2 separate regions of the Homo sapiens genome follow, and region 2 is linked to region 1. A link is an interaction called in ENCODE POLR2A ChIA-PET data of the cell type or tissue named here. Cell type or tissue: OCI-LY7. All regions are shown on one strand. Links, peaks and the distances in the headings refer to the core of each region. The heading gives the core; the rest is flanking DNA.

Evidence for each region. Peaks named below come from ENCODE experiments on the same cell type or tissue, not always from the same donor. Only the 100,000 strongest peaks of a DNase experiment are listed, where the experiment ranks them.
Region 2: POLR2A ChIA-PET joins it to region 1 with 14 read pairs; 1 of 35 experiments calls an interaction of 5 or more read pairs at or near these places.

The regions. Positions count from the first base shown.
Region 1 is chr5:159,051,505-159,054,422 of GRCh38, forward strand. The region is part of intron 6 of EBF1 (EBF transcription factor 1); the gene reads right to left. Among named protein-coding and RNA genes, the nearest start is that of EBF1, 47 kb to the right of the region's middle. In OCI-LY7, for the core only: no CTCF peak of the experiment used is centred there; DNase peaks (open chromatin) are centred at 987 and 1,357; H3K4me3 peaks cover 2,199 bases; H3K27ac peaks cover 2,358 bases.
Region 2 is chr5:158,244,068-158,246,985 of GRCh38, forward strand. The region is part of intron 1 of LOC105377678 (a long non-coding RNA gene); the gene reads left to right. Among named protein-coding and RNA genes, the nearest start is that of LINC02227, 160 kb to the right of the region's middle. In OCI-LY7, for the core only: no CTCF peak of the experiment used is centred there; a DNase peak (open chromatin) is centred at 1,644.

The DNA.
Region 1 (2,918 bases), core at 294-2,793:
CGCTGGCGACAAACTGGAGCCGGGGCCTTTCCGCTTAGGAGGAACTCGCTACGTGTCGCTAACAACAACACAAACACCGCCGGCCCGGCTCGGTGCTCCGCTGCCCACAGTGCGCTCGGCACCAGGGCTGGATTTATAGCAAGGAGCCCCGACTGTAAGAAGTAATTCATGAGTCCCCACAATGCCACTACTGAGAGGCATTCAGAAGGGGGGGCAAGACACGGGGTGTTCCTGCTCCGTGGCCTCCATCCCAGCCGATCCCGCTTTGCAGTTGTGCACAATCACAATCGCAGCCAGCAGTTTGCCCTCATTCATTTTGCACTTTTTCTTAATAGAGTGGGAGAAAGTCATCTCGGCCACCACCACCCTTTTATCACAATTTGTTGAAACCCCAAGAGGCTTAAAATACGTTCTTTTGCCATTTATAGTTGTAACAGTATTACATACAAATGTGTACACAAATCTGCGTGGTGCACACATACGCACAGGCTCATAAGACACACGCAAAAAAATTATTATTATTATGGGCTCTTCTGGAAGATTTAGTATATTTGTTTCAGAAAGACGTAAGAATTTTAATAAAACTAAACCTTATTTGAGAAGTATCTACCATGAACGCAATTTTGGAAAGGTGCAATAGGAACTAAATAACTGCTGTTAAAAATCATTTAGCTGAGAAAAATATGCATGCTAAGAATTCCACCAAAAAAAAAAGACATTGTATGCCACGTAGGTATATGTGTATTGCTTAGCAGCCACAGAAAACCTCCTATCTCAAATCAAAGAGAAAAACACTACACGTGAAAACTATCCTTTGGACGATTAGACTCCATTCCAAAAGATATAGAAAAAAAAAAAAAACCACAGCAAAAATACACACATGGATCTTTGTACCAGATTCTGTATTAAAAGATTGCTTGTCAGGTCCTATGACTACCTCCCCGAAGTCTGCTCTGTGGTTACAAGGTTTGGTGTTCAGTCCTCTGCAAATCAGTTCGGGGTTTCTCTAAATCTGAGCCACAGCCTGTCAAGATGATCCTTTGCAATACCAGCCTTTTAAATCCCACACTTTTGTTTTTTCTCCCTCGCTCTCAGAGGAATTGTCCTGCCTAGGTCAGCCATTCTAAGCTGGAATTCAGAGACTGGACGGATCCTTTACCATGAGAATTTGGAGCTGCAAACCTTCGGCAGAGCCCTGGGGAGGGATAATTGTTTTAGTGAAGCTCACTGCCTCCTCAGTGGTCCGTGAGACCCTGCTGAGCGTGGCTGCTTACCTTTGGCAGGAACCCAGGGCAGGTTCAGGAAACGGTTCCGTGTTCCTGCCCTTAGCTTTGTGTCAATGAAGCCTGGCACATCTTTTTTGTGGTTGTAATTTAAATGAGACAACCAACTGCACAGCTGTCTCGGTCAAATTATGCAGGGCCATGTGGCCTTTCTTCCATCTTTAAAAAGTCTGGGGCACCTCTGACCATGTTTGAAGGAAGCCCAGGGGAGCAATGACCAACAAAAGGAATAGCGATTACGCCAGCAAAGGATGGAAATTTGCCTAAATGAATATATTAAGGGCTGCGCTTAGAAAATGGAAATGTTAGTTTTTAAATAGAGGCAGAATAGTGTTATGATTAAAACCCTGATCTTTGGGGTCAGACACTGCAAGGTTGGCATCCCAGCTCCACCACTTAATAGCTATGTTGACGTTGGGCAAGTTATTTAACCAACTGAAGCCCCAGTTTCCTCATCTGTAAAATGGGAGAAATAAGAATACTCAGCACATAGAATTGCTGTAAGGATTAAATGAGAGAATACCCAGAATTCAGCTAATATGTGGCTTCATAAATGGTTAGTTATCATCAGTAATTACAGTAATGACAATAACACATAGAACATGCAAAACGCCAATGCCAGTCACTGCCACACCAGTCATCTGTAACCAAGAAAAGACTAATTTTACTCTGCCTCTGGCCCCTTATTTTACATATTACAGGGATTTATTCTTGCAGGCAAAACTAATGTGACTGAAGTTTCTATCATTCAAGTTTTATTTATTCTGTTGATCTGGCATTGGGTATTTTAACCCCTCTCTCCCTCTCTCTCTCTCTCTCACACACACACACACACACACACACACACACACCCCAGACATGGGAATGTGAGTATAAGCATCTGCATAGATGCACACTACACCAATACAAGCCAGCAGATATGCAGACACAAAATGAGTATATGTACCCCGGAATAAAAGGAACATAATTACCAACTTTATTTTGACAACTCTTTTCAATGATACCCAATTAGGCATTGCATGGCAAAAATAAACTCTTTAAAATACTGAAAGCACAACCCATTGTATATTTGCTCCTAAGGGCCCTTTAAAAGCTGAGGTTAAATTACCATCAGATGGCAAGAGGATAAGGACCTCGCCTTAGGGCACTTCCTTGGGATAAATGGCCAGTTCTTGTCCTCTTTGGAAGGGGTTGCTGGCCCAAAGCACCATGAGGCCAGTGACCCCTTGCTGGTCATTAATCGTTACCGAATTCCCTAGAACCAAGGTCATTATTGCTAATATAAACTTAAATAAAAATTCCAGAGACATATGGATTTCTTTTAATAGTTAGTCTTATTTCTTTGCTTTTTATAGGGCATTTCTATAGAATTAATGTTCTATACATTAGCTCTGTAGTTGGTTTGTCTTAACACTTGATCCTGCTTAAAGTAAAAGGTTTATTGGACCTAAAATAAGAAGCGAAGGAAAGCAAACAAAAAAACAGGAAATCCTGAAAGGGCCTATTCTGTACCTGGAATTCTCAGAAAAATCATTATCCATGGGACTCACAATTTTATTTCTTTGGAAACCTGTCAAAATATTATAATGTTTATATTTAACGGTTGGATAATTTAAAATTTAAAAAATAGAGAGA
Region 2 (2,918 bases), core at 130-2,629, 810 kb before region 1:
TTTTTCTTCTTTGTCATTTACCACCATTTTGGCTGGTGGGTGTAGGGTATGTTTTTTTTTTTTTTTTTTTTTTTTAACCTCTAAGCACATTGAACGTCTTTAGCTTGTACATTAGACAGGAGACTGATAGGATAATGATGATGGAATGTTAAATGCTATCTATGTAAATCAGCTCCTTCAATGGGTACAAGATTCAGCTACTTTAGGTCTTTTTTTATTTGACATACATTTTCATTTTTTTTAAGGAGAATAATCTTGGATTGTTATTAACCTACTTTAGAAGAATCTTTGCATTACCAGACACATTACTATTTTGCATAAAGTCATATTAAATTTTGGTATGATGTACAACATCATTTTCTCTTAAATGTCGCTTTTAACCTCCAAGTAGTTTCTTTTGTATCTTTGGTCTAGGATTGGTTTCTTGTAGCCAGATTGCAATCAGGAAGTAGGAAGGAAGAAATGAAGATCTTTACATGCTCTCTGTTGGCAGGGGAAAGGAACTGATCTTTTCTCCATTTATTTGAGGCATGGAAATCAGCTGGCTAGATTCTTTAAGGGTATGTATATTTTGAGGTAATAAGAGAAACCCCTGGTATATCTTTGAGTTCCAGAACAAAGCCGATGAGAGCCCAGCTTGCAATAGGATTGGATTCAATTAAGGCCATTAGAATAGTTATCATGCTTTTGGTTGCCAGTGAAAGACCCAACACGATCTGATTATACACAAGGATGCAGGTGGTCTCAGGGATGGCCTGGAACCAGGATCTCAAGAGACCTCATCAGGTTTCCCTCTTCTCTTCTTTTCCCTACTCTTCGCCCTCACCCCTTCCCATTGTTCTTTTTGTATCTGTCTCTATATACCTTTCTTTCCTTTTTCCATTCTCTCCCATCGGTTTCCCTCCCTCTCTCCCTCAATTCCCTATCTCCTCCACCTCTCCCTTTATCTCTCCTCATCTCTTCTTCCACCTTTCTCCACTCATCACTCTGTACCTCGTTTCTCCCATTTTTCTCTCTCCATTTTCTCTTCTTTCTTTCTCTCACCCCATTTCTACTCCCATCTTTCTCCCTCATCTTCCCCCTCTCTTTCATGGATTCTTTGTCTCCTCCCCATCTCTTCTCCCATGTCTCTATTTTTCCATCTTTCTCTTACACTTTCTCCCCAAACCCTTTCCCATATTTCTTTCTTTCTCTCCTCCAACTCATCATCCCTCTGCCCCACCTCTAACCCTCTCCTCCACACCTTGCCCCATCTCTTGCCTGCTCCACACAGACCTGTTTAGTAACTCCCTGCACATATTGGGAGACATGGCACAGGCAGCTCCAGTTTTACATATTCCCAGCTTGGCAGCTCCAGAGAAAGGACTGTGCTCTTTCCCTAGGCTTCAGTTTTATATAAATTTCAATGGAGATTTTAATTGACCTCGCTTGGGTTTCCCATCCACTTCTTGGGATTAATTCATTTATGCCAGCAAAATAAGAAGCTGTCTTGCTTACTTGGGTCAAATGCCCATCCATATGGCCATTGGTGATGGAGATGAATGTAAGGTGTTTGATATGTGGCCCCACTATAATCATTTGTAGTAGAAAAGGAGCTGTTTCATTAAGCACATGAGAATGTTACTAACAGAAGAAACAGGAAATAGACTCTGGGCAGAGAGAAGCAGCAGATGTCTACTACAGCCACCAAGGCAGGGGTATGGGAAGAAGAAAACTGCCCTCCATACCATTACACTGTCCTGTCCAGATGGTGTATATTGATAGTGGGGTGGGAGGGTATGTCTTTCTAGTGGATATAGCTGACCTTTTCTCATTTGGTTTTAGGAATCCTTCCAGTTTGTTGGAAAAGACTCATTTAAAAAATCCCTTTAGTAATCTTTCCACCTTGTTACTAATGTCTTCCACTTCCCAGCCTGTTATGAGAGGGTTGCTCCAGCTAAGTCAAAATAGCCACACATTTCTCACTCTTGGTTTCTTTCCCCAGGCTTCTTCTCATTCTAACTGTACCAACTCTATACTGTTTCCTGAGATGCCTCAATTCCCACAGGAGACATGAGCTAAGCCCTCCTTATCCGTGGCTCAACCTGAAATGGGTGGGCATATTTCAAACAAAGAAGCAAAAAAAAAAAAAAAAAAAAAAAAAAGAGAGAGAGAAATGAAATAATCACAGGAAGGAAATAATTATCTAATATAGGGGCACTCAGAATTGCAGTGGGAAATTTGGGGAGCTGGGATGTAAAGGTGCATACTCAGTCTCATGGTGCATCAGTGGTTTTGGATTGATTTACACAGAAGGAGATGGAATCTATAACAAGATAGGAGAAAGAGAACAGAACAGTGAGGCTGGAGGGTGCTGATGATACATTTTGCTTTCTTTATACTAGTTTGGAGGTGAATGTCCTTTGCTCAACAGAAACATGCTAGGATTTTGGAGCTTGGGTGGGGAGAGTGACAAGCACACCTTTAATTAGGATGGAAAGCATTTCGTTAGATTTACTTCCTTCAAAATACTTTAACTGAAGAAAGCCAACCCCAAAGTTGAGTTGAGGCCAATTCAATTTCTTCCTAACAAATAGAGCCAGGAGTGCTGATGATGTATGTCAACGGAGAATGCAACCTCATGGGTCCTTCTCAACATGCTTATGGAGGAGGTCATGGGGCAAGAGGGAAAACTGGGCTCAGCAGGGTGGTGCTGAGAGCTCTATTTCCTCCACCAGGCTGTTAATAGCAGTTTCTGGCCGAGCCTGTGGCTCAAGCTGCCCATTTTGAATTTGGCTGGTGACTCCTCTGGGCAGGCTCTGTGCGTTTGCCTGTTTGTGTTAGAATGCGACACATGGACCCAGCAGTCAGCCAGGTGCCAACCATGTAATCCGACGCCATATGTTCCCAAGTCAGGAGAGAATAGAGCAGATTTTTTT